Linked DNA regions of Homo sapiens: region 2 is linked to region 1. A link is a loop called in an ENCODE intact Hi-C map of the cell type or tissue named here. Cell type or tissue: HCT116. All regions are shown on one strand.

Region 1 (5,000 bases):
TTGAAAATTTGGAAAAAATACATTTTCAGAAAAATGTTACTTAAAAAAACAGATTCAGGAAGTAGAAAAATGGACTAGTCCTGTCACCATTAAAGAAATCGAATTACAAAGCCTAGTAGGAGAAGAAATATAGTTTGAACAAATGGATGGCTAAGCCCTGCCAGTGGAACAAAGGTGTACAGCAGTTATGCTTGAGCTCTGCCAGTTACACTTGAGGAGACCATTAATGCTGTAAGCAGCATTTTTGATGGTCATGATATTGAGGCTGTGTATCTATTCAGGCCTTCGAGGATGCATACCAATTTGTTGACTAGGCAAAAGCCACAGGGTGTCCTGACCAAATGCAGAAAACTCTTAAGAATCTTTCAAAATCATAAATGCTCATTGAGAACCATCTACTAACAACATAAACATTTTTTACGATTATAAAGTTGAGAACACTTCCACACTAGAAGGTGAGAAAACTAGAAGGTGCTGTAGAACTGACTTATCCTTGGAGAGGGATTTGTTCTACCTGTAATGATGTAGGAACTCCTACTAAAGTAATCCTAAGTAATTCTCCCCATGAGAGTAAGACCATGTAAGCTTCCCAAGGAGGCAATAATATAAACACAACAGAAAGATCCTGGGTTTTTTAAGGAATTCAGTTTATTAAATTATTATAAAAAGTAATAAATTGTGCAAATTTTCAGGATGTATTAGACAGCATCCTGGTAGTCTACGATGCTGCATCCCTCCACTGTCAGTTCTGTAACTATTCCGGGAAAGGAATGAACTTTGCTGAGCAACTAATGTGAAATCATGGAAACCTGGGTATGATAGAATTCATGGGAGAGAATGAAGCTGTCACCAGAGGAGCAATCACAAAATGTTGAAAAGTGTGGTGAATTCTAATAATCCAGGAAGCATGGCAGAGTTGGGCTCAGCCTGGCCACACCCCTCCCCTGCAGGGATGACCAGTCTCATTGTTTTTCTCACCAAAAGTCATTAGCTCATCATGCAGTTGGTGCCCCACAGACCCACCTTCTTGCCCATGAGGTTGGGCCTCCTCTGATTGTCCTTGATGCTGTATTCACACTAGACAAAGCAATTCATAATTTTTATTTTATTTTATTTTTTTTGAGAGAGGGTCTTGCTCTGTCACTAAGGCTGGAGTGTAGCGGTGCAATCATAGCTCACTGCAGCCTCAAATATATTTTAGAAATCAAAACTTGATTATACATGAGAGGAAAGTTGCTAATTTTGATTCTGTGATCATCTTCCAAAGTGTTCTTGTGTCTTTTATTTAAATATCCTAAATAAAAAGAAACAAGATGTGTTTTCAGGTATGCAAAACTGGTATACCATGTACTTTTGCGAAGTAAAAGGACTTTTCAGAAGCAGATAACTGATGCATGGATGGAAATCTTGCTTTCTCTCTTTTACGTGCCTGTTGCATACATGCACATAAACACACACTGTAACAGTCTTATTTATTATTTTTTTCTCTAATCTGTATAGGAAAGAAAAAATCTAAATTCAAAACTTTTAAGAAGTTTTTTGGGAAGAAGAAGAGAAAAGAATCGCCGTCGTCCACAGGAAGTAGCACCTGGAAACAAAGTCAGACGAGGAATGAGGTCATTGCCATCGAATCCGGGCCAGTGGGCTACGACTCCGAGGATGAGCTGGAGTAAGTTGCATTTTACATCCCTCGGGCCAGGAGCACCTAAATACATGATTTCATTATCCTGGTAACTTGCTGGATTTCTGAGCCCCCTTTCCTCCTGGGTAATTCCATTAGAGGTTCTTCCATAGAAGTTGTGTTTTCTGTCTTTTCAAACCTAGGGATGGAGAATGCTGTGTGTGTTTAAGTCCACAATAACTGTGGGAGAGGAGGTACTATATGCCATTTTATAAACGGACAAAATAAGCCCTAGATAAAATTTAGAACTTGCCCAACATCCTACAGCTGAAAGTGACAGGATCAGGATAGGGGCCCTGGTTTAACTTGACTTAAAACTCTTTTGAGGACCTAGATGCTATATTAGAAAAATGCATTTCTCTAAAGTTGAACGTTAAGTAATCTAATCAGAATATTTTCACTTGATGGGGGTGGGGAGGGGGCGCTCCTTGCTATCTTAGAAAAAAAATCATCCAAAAATATCATAAAGAACAGACCCAATAAGCACAAAAAACTGGGGAGGTCTAGTAAAGAAATCCTTATTTTTGTAACTTGTGTTTCATTAAAATATAGTTACAGTACATATGCTGCAGTTATTCTAGCAGTTATTCCTGTGACTAAGAGGAAACGAAACAGATTTGTTGCTATGCTAGCTTTTACCTTTTTTTTTTTAAGACAACGCTGGCCCTTTAAGGATAGAACTCTTCAGAGAACATAATATCCCTCAGGTTTGGGGTACAGACCACGCTGAGATGGGTCCCAGGCTTGAGCATCCCAATAGTGGTGTCCTGTCCCCTCTCTTGCTCTCGCCCCTCCCCAGCCTCCTTGCCTGTTTTTTAAAGGAGTAGAAATTTTGCTGGCCACTTGGTGGCACCAGATGACTGGAAAGGAAAGATTGGAACCTTTTTTTTTTTTTTTTTTCAGTTTTGGGTTTGATTTAGGTTTTGATTGTTTTTGGTGCTAGCAGGGAATGTAATAGACTCACATTGCACCATGTGAAGTGTGGAAGGGATATACTGTGCATGCATTTTTTTTTTTTTTTTGAGACGGAGTCTCGCTCTGTCGCCCAGGCTGGAGTGCGGTGGCGCGATCTTGGCTCACTGCAAGCTGCGCCTCCCGGGTTCACGCCATCCTCCTGCCTCAGCCTCCCGAGTAGCTGGGACTACAGGCACCCGCCACCACGCCTGGCTAAATTTTTTTTGTATTTTCAGCAGAGACGGGATTTCACCGTGTTAGCCAGGATGGTCTCGATTTCCTGACCTCGCGATCCGCCCGCCTCGGCCTCCCAAAGTGCTGGGATTACAGGCGTGATCCACGGCGCCCGGCGTGCATGCATTTTTTTTAGGCGGTTCTCTGAACTCTTGGGGAACGAGATGTTATCGCGATAATATTACTAATTATTCAATGTCATCACTTTGCAAGCCCCAGGGAAACTCTAACACCCACCCCCATCCACCCCTGTCTCTTGACTGGAGCACACAGTTCTGGTGTTGGAGAGACAGGCCTGGGAGTGGCCCCTCCAACCACAGACAGGAGCCCAGCCAGAGGGGCAAGCTGGGATGAATTGTCCTGTCCGCTTGCTGATGTCCTCCCTGTCACAGGAGCCCATGGAAAGTGGAGACGGTGTGCTTTTTATCTTGATATTCCCAGCACCTTGCAGGGAGCTGGCCCTCAGTGACTGGTAACAGTTTGCTGGTTTTGATGCTAGGCAAGGAAGATTGGGAATGGAGCATGATGAGGCCTGGGAAGTGCAAATGACATTTTTAGAGAGCAGCACAGAGGAAGAGGCAAGTACTGCTTGGCCTGTGGGAGAGTCTGCGGCAACTTCTCATCCATCACTGTGGGGAAAACAGCTCCATTTACTAAGGCACATTAGTGCGAGCAAACCACATGGGACCCTGTGGGTTGAATAAAGTGACGCCCATTTATCGTGTCTGTGTCTGTGCGGTTGTGCTTCTTAAGTCTGTTAATCTATAACGATTTCCTTTTGCCCTCTCCCTTTGTTTCACGTCATTGATCTGAAGGAAGAGCAGGGCCATGTGTCCTGCAGAATGTCCCATATTCTGGCTTTGCTTTCTCTTGGTGTGACTCAACTCTTTCCTATATTCTCCCAATTCCCGGTACATCATTCGATGGATCCAGATTCTGTCAGGTTCAAGCAGGTGCTGGTTGTTGTCACATCCCATGATGAGTCACCTGCTTTCTGAGCAGTGGGTTCAGGGTGTGTCACTGTCGTCCCTCCACCAACCTTCACCTGACAGTTTTAACACCTGGTGATGATCTGTTATTTTGTCACAAAGTGGTGGTTTTTCTAATTCTATCATTCACTGTACACTTGCTAACTGAAATTCTTTGATGAAGAACTTTCCTTCATCAATTGCTTGGTTGCTCCGAAATACAATTTGTAAAGTCAGGATCATGCTTGGCTCTCCTTTTATTGATCCACCCTCAGAGTAATGACGTGGCCCCCTAGCAACTCCTGACAGTGGCCAGTGGGTTTTGTTTTTTTCTTTTTTTTTCCAAATATCATTGGGAATGCATTACTTTTTATATATTTGATTTGCTTTAATCCATGACAGTCTTTATTCATTTTAATGCTCAAGTTGTTCCATCTTAGGCTGTTGAGAGTCACTTGAAATTCGCTCCGTCTTTTGACATGACCCCATTCATCTTTGATGGCTTCCTTACTTTCTTGTCCAATGAGAAATCTCAGGTTTATTTGGTATATTTTCTTCCCCTGACCTGGAATCAGCACTTTCTTGACAGGACCCTGGCTCCCTCCTTGTGGTGTGAAATGGCTTTTAAAGACCTCAGTCCAGCTGCCAGGGGCGATGATTACTAATTGGCTGTCACTGATTCTAAACCTTTCCAGTGGATATAGCTAGGAAATGGTTTATTTTTCAAGAGAAAAATTAACCATTAATTTGCTGATATTTCCAATTCAAGTTTAATAAAACAACATTTTTACTTCTTTAATTCTTTGTATTCTCTTTTCTCTTACACTTGAAACCAGGGCTCCTTATGATATTAACAAAATGACTTATTTTCTTTAACCTATCATATATTTATAATAATTTCCTTATCCCTTCCCTATATGGAAGTTAAAAATATTATAAATACTTTTCTGCACACTGTCTTATAATCAGTGTTATTGCTAATAAAACTACAGAGTGCAATTTCATATTTTTGGTTTTTTAATTATTATTACTACTAATAAGATTAGTGAGTGCAATTTGATATCTTTGGTTTTCTTGTTGTTGTTCCTAGAATGTATTCTATCTTGGATGTGGAGTCAAAGTCACTTGAAATTATTATATTCTCTGTGTGGTCATGCCAACAA
Region 2 (5,000 bases), 1.1 Mb after region 1:
GTTTTTGTAGAATACACCTCCCGGGCAGAAATGGAATTGCCTCCCTGTGGTGCGCAGATGGAGAATGTCCTCGCATTGTGGTTTCAAGTCCTGGTTTGACGGCCCCACGACCTGGCTTAGACACAGGAGCTGCTCTTCAACTGTTTCTGTTTTTTTGCAAGTTTTGTGAAATTTTTTTCTTCAGAATTGTGCCACCATGTCTTTCCATCCATTATAAAAATATTATATGTCGTGTTTGCCAGAGGAGATCTAAAACAAAATAACAAAAACCACAGTGCTCAGCTCAGCGCACAGGAGTCCTGCTGTCTACTCGCTGGGCAGTGGTGGAGGCTGACGCTTCCCAGCGTGAGGATTCTGCTTCCCATCAGTAAGGTTTGTCATCTGTGAAATTCTTTTTGCCTCTGGGCAGCACAGAGCCTCTGGGATACTCTCTTCCCCCCAGTTTCTCTTAACTAACTCAGGCCACCCACAACTTTGACTGGTCCCTATGGGAGGGGCCACAGTTCTGACCACTTCTGCTGGCATCTCAAGGGGCATGGAGGGAAAATGGCAGGTCCAATGGATGAGCCTTGGTAGGAAGAGGATGCTGGAGGTGGGGGTTGGGGGAGGTGGCCTGAATAAGTCACCAGTTCCAGGAGCCTTGGCATGGAGAGAAAGCAATGCCACTCTTGTGGGGAAATTCAAACACTGCTACCTCTGGAGTCAGAGGGTGGGTAGGGGTGGGGATGGACACTTCCCCTCAACACACACCTCCACCCCATTGCTCTAGGGGCAAGCTGAGCATTCAGTGCAGTGTCAGGCAGGACTGAAGGGCTGTGGGGAGCTGCTCTTCCTTCTGTGGTCAGGAATACATGTCCCTGGGGACGCAGCAAGAAGCACGTAATTTCAAAATGCAGCTATGCATACACGTCATCGTGCAAACCATTTGCTTCCTAGCGCCTGCTCATGGTGAGTGCCTCTGTGCCTGAGCCCCCTCATCTAGAGGCCTAACCAAAATATTTAACAACTGGTGTAGACGGGGGTGTAGACAGGCACTGACCAGTCAAAATGACCACCACTGAAGCAGAGCCTTGGAGGGCCACGGCTGTGCCAGGCACTAATCCTTCATTTGCAGGATCACGGAGAAGATCAGGAGGTCAGTGGGAAGCTCGGGGAAGGCTTTCAGTATTCTAACAAGCAGGACAGCTGTGCCAATGTGAAGGAGCTGAATATCAGCCCTGCTCTCACTCTCCTTCGTGGCTTCAGCCCTCCTCACCCTCTTAGATTTGTATTTTTCCTTTCTTTTGTAAATCCATATTCCTATTTACCAATCTTTCAGCCAGAGCCCTCAATATGGGGACAGGTCTGGCCTAACCGTAGTGGCCTTGAGAGGCAACCCTGGCCCACCCAGGGATCCCCAAACCCGGCTGTGCATCAGAATCACCCAGGCTGTGCCGAAAACCCATGGCCCAGGTCCTGTGTGCTTTGACAGAGCAGGCCAGGGGATGCTGAAGCACAACCAGGCTTGCAGCTTCTGCCCTCCTCGTAAACCAGATCAGCAGGAAGCCCTGAGGGCAGCGTGAGTTCTAACACCCGCGGGTTCTTGGAAGGAAGGTTATGCCAGCACCACGCACGATGGCTGTTTCTTCCTGATGTATGAGGCCAACCCAAGCAGCAACAGCACGATGGCCATGAGGATGGCCACCCCTGAGACGGCGGCGATGATGGTGTTCCTCTGCAGGAAGTGCAGAAGCTGCCCGCAGGGCATAGTCCTAAAGTGAGCATCTAAATGAGAAGACACAGCGCAGAGTGAACAGAGATACCCACCGGGCTACCCACAACCAGGACTAAGCCTGCAAGGGACACCTGTTCATTCCATTCATAACAGAATAGAAACCTTGGCATCTCGGCCGGGCGCGGTGGCTCACGCCTGTAATCCCAGCACTTTGGGAGGCTGAGGCGGGCGGATCACGAGGTCAGGAGATCGAGACCATCCTGGCTAAGACGGTGAAACCCCGTCTCTACTAAAAATACAAAAAAAATTAGCCGGGCGTGGTGGCGGGCGCCTGTAGTCCCAGCTACTTGGGAGGCTGAGGCAGGAGAATGGCGTGAACCCGGGAGGCGGAGGTTGCCGTGAGCGTGAGCTGAGATCGCACCACTGCACTCCAGCCTGGGCAAAAGAGTGAGACTCCATCTCAAAAAAAAAAACAAAAAACCTTGGCATCTTAGCCACTGGTTCCAGAAGTCCTCTTGGGAAGGAACTGGCTGTTTGGGGAAATGCATTCATATGCATTCATCTGCTATTTGGCGATAAGATGGGATGATTTTGGGGGGTGGAGATGAGACACTGAGGATACGGGCTGGCATGCAACAAAGCAGCCAGAAAGAAAGTTCCACAGACAATTTGTAGGAGGTAAAGAGAAGAACAGAGGAGAGCTCAGATGGGTAGGAGGAAGCAGGGGCACTAGAGGAGGTTGAGAAATCCTACTGCAAAGGATTTTAAGAACAATGGAGGCGAACACTCTGCAGCTTTTCACAGGGCAGTGATATAACCTCTTCTCTGCTTCCCCTCCTCTGCCCCCTGGCCTCAGAAAGTTGTACTGCATACACAATCTGCCTCGTGTGTGTAGGTTTGGGAGATTTCATGTCTGCACCAGCACGAGGCAAACACAAGGCCACAGATGATCCTGAGCTCCTGAGCCCCTCTGAGGACTTACAGAAATTGTGAGAGTGGACGGAATACCACTGAGCACAGGCTGGGGAAAACGCGGCAGTCTTAGCTAGATCTCAAAGGAAGGAGATCTCAGCCGACATTAGTGTCTCCTAGAGCTTCTGTCACCCCATTTATAATGTGACCAAAAAAGAAAAAGACATCAGGGAAATCAGGCATGGAGGTATGATCCCAGGTATCGGCTGGTTTCGTGTGGAGAGCTGCCCAGGGCAGCCGGTTATGTAGACAGCAGAGTGCTGAGCAAGGGTCTTCTTGGGTGATGGGGAGAAAACAGGGCATGTCCAGCCTCCTACCTTCAGCTATGCTATGCCAAGAGGCAGCGTATCCAGCAGCTCTAAGGCTCTGCTAGAATAATTCAGCATTTAATTTCTAAGCATTAGGAAGTGACAACCAGGTATAATTTTGACAGGGAGTGGCAGTGTGGAGGGGTGTACTGCACTTGGTACCAGCATGGGTGAGCTTCTGCCCACTCTAAACAGGTCTGGGCTCAGGGATGAGCGAGGGTGAAGCCCTGGCTGTATAGAAACAATATAAAAGTAGCATCTTTTTGGAAGAGTGGTGAAATTCCCGGAGTTGGGTTTTTATTTATTTATTTATTTTTTTAGATTGAGTCTCGCTCTTGTTGCCCAGGCTGGAGTGCAATGGTGCAATCTCAGCTCACTGCAGCCTCCCCCTACTGGGTTCAAGTGATTCTTGAACTGCCTCAGCCTCCCGAGTAGCTGCGATTACAGGCACCCGCCACCATGCCCAGCTAATTTTTTCTTTTGTATTTTTAGTAGAGACGGGGTTTTACCATGTTGGCCAGGGTAGTCTCTAACTCCTGGCCTCAGGTGATCCGCCCACCTTGACCTCCTAAAGTGCTGGGATTACAGGCGTGAGCCACCGTGCCCGGCCTCTGGAGTTGGTTTAATTCATAAATTTTAACTGCAGGTTGTATTCACTGCAGATTTAATTCACTTTAGCGGGTGAATTAAAGATGTCAGTTAAAATACCATGAAAGGCAAAAGACACATTCAGAAGTTGTCCGTATTTAAGCATCATACTTAGTTTATAGGCCATATAGATTCCCACCTGGTTTAGCTGCTCCTTGAAGTGTTTCTTTATCTATAGTAGTTAACTGCTCTCTTAAATCCCTGTCGAACAGACAGGATTCTTTAAAATTCTTCTCCTCTGAAAGGTGATCTACAAAAGATAAAATGTGTTCATCTACAAACAACCATGGCATGTGATTAGTTCAGCGTTTATGATAAAAGTAGCTTCTTCTAGACTCAAAGTGAGGAGTTAGGGAGGACTTGGGGGAAAAGTCTAAATGTCCTACAGAACCTCAGTGTTTTGGTGTTTTATTGTTTTTGTTTACTTTTTAAAAAATCTAACAAATTCCTGGGCAACCCACCCATAGCTGAGGCAGCATTTCTTACACTCGAGCGTGCATCTGAATCACACTGGGAGGGCTTATGAAAACACAGATTCCTAAGCCCCACCCCAGAGTTTCTGATTCCATAGGTCTGGGGTAGGCCTGGGAATGCGTATGTCTCACAGATCCTGAAAGACGCTGCTTCTGTGGGTAGAGGACCACACTTAGAGAACCTCTCTAAGCCCCAGCCTACTTCTCCACTTGCATAAAATAGAGATAATGAGACCTACTTCACAGATTGTACAATGTTCATGAAAATAATTTTTAAAACACGAAGTACTATAAAAATTTTCTTGAGTTGCGAGGACAAGATAGGAAAATTAACCACACTGAAATATTCAGGTATCAGTAGAGGGATTGCAGAATAGTTTAATAGAAAGAAGACAGTCGAAAATGAGAAATATTTGCATCCTAGCTCTGCCCTTTGGTGCCTGACTCGTTTGCATATGGGACCTGTCAAAGGGCCTGAGTTTAGCTTGGAGAAAATCGGGAGGCCAGCATGGCCTGCCTATCTTTGCCAGATGCAGGATGGCCTGGGAAGAGGCTGAGAGATGTTTTGAGAAGCTCTGGGGAACAAACTAGAACCAATGGGTAGGCGCTCCAGGGAAATCTGTTTGGACTGTTTAGCATTTAGAAGGTGAGCTATCAAAGAGGGAATGGGAAAGGATGAGAAGTAATGAATCTCACACCCCGGAAGACTTCAAAGCAGGCTGGAGCCCCCAGCTCCAGATGGGAGACCTCCAAGAGCTGGAAGTGGGGGCGGGGCAGCTTTGGATGGGTTTGGTAAATCTTCCTTGGCCTTGTTCACAGAGAGATAGAGAACTGTCACAATAAGAGTTTGCGACCAGCCTGGGCAACATAGCAAGACTTCATCTC

The links. Hi-C counts contacts between places; a loop is a spot of excess contacts. Peaks named below come from ENCODE experiments on the same cell type or tissue, not always from the same donor. Only the 100,000 strongest peaks of a DNase experiment are listed, where the experiment ranks them.
Region 2: a loop joins it to region 1, with 27 times the contacts of the local background. A loop is called at or near these places in 4 of 110 quality-filtered maps.

Annotation. Positions count from the first base shown.
Region 1 is chr2:98,834,788-98,839,787 of GRCh38, reverse strand. CRACDL (CRACD like) reads left to right here. Exons shown (of 10, transcript NM_207362.3): 3 at 1,501-1,669. Among named protein-coding and RNA genes, the nearest start is that of LINC02611, 65 kb to the right of the region's middle. RefSeq lists a silencer at 2,348-2,642. In HCT116, a CTCF peak has its summit at 2,530 (motif pointing right); a DNase peak (open chromatin) is centred at 2,477.
Region 2 is chr2:97,697,918-97,702,917 of GRCh38, reverse strand. C2orf92 (chromosome 2 open reading frame 92) reads right to left here. Exons shown (of 8, transcript NM_001351368.2): 6 at 3,782-3,892; 7 at 1,614-1,764; 8 at 1-249. The coding sequence ends at 117. Among named protein-coding and RNA genes, the nearest start is that of ZAP70, 13 kb to the left of the region's middle. In HCT116, a CTCF peak has its summit at 2,581; a DNase peak (open chromatin) is centred at 2,597.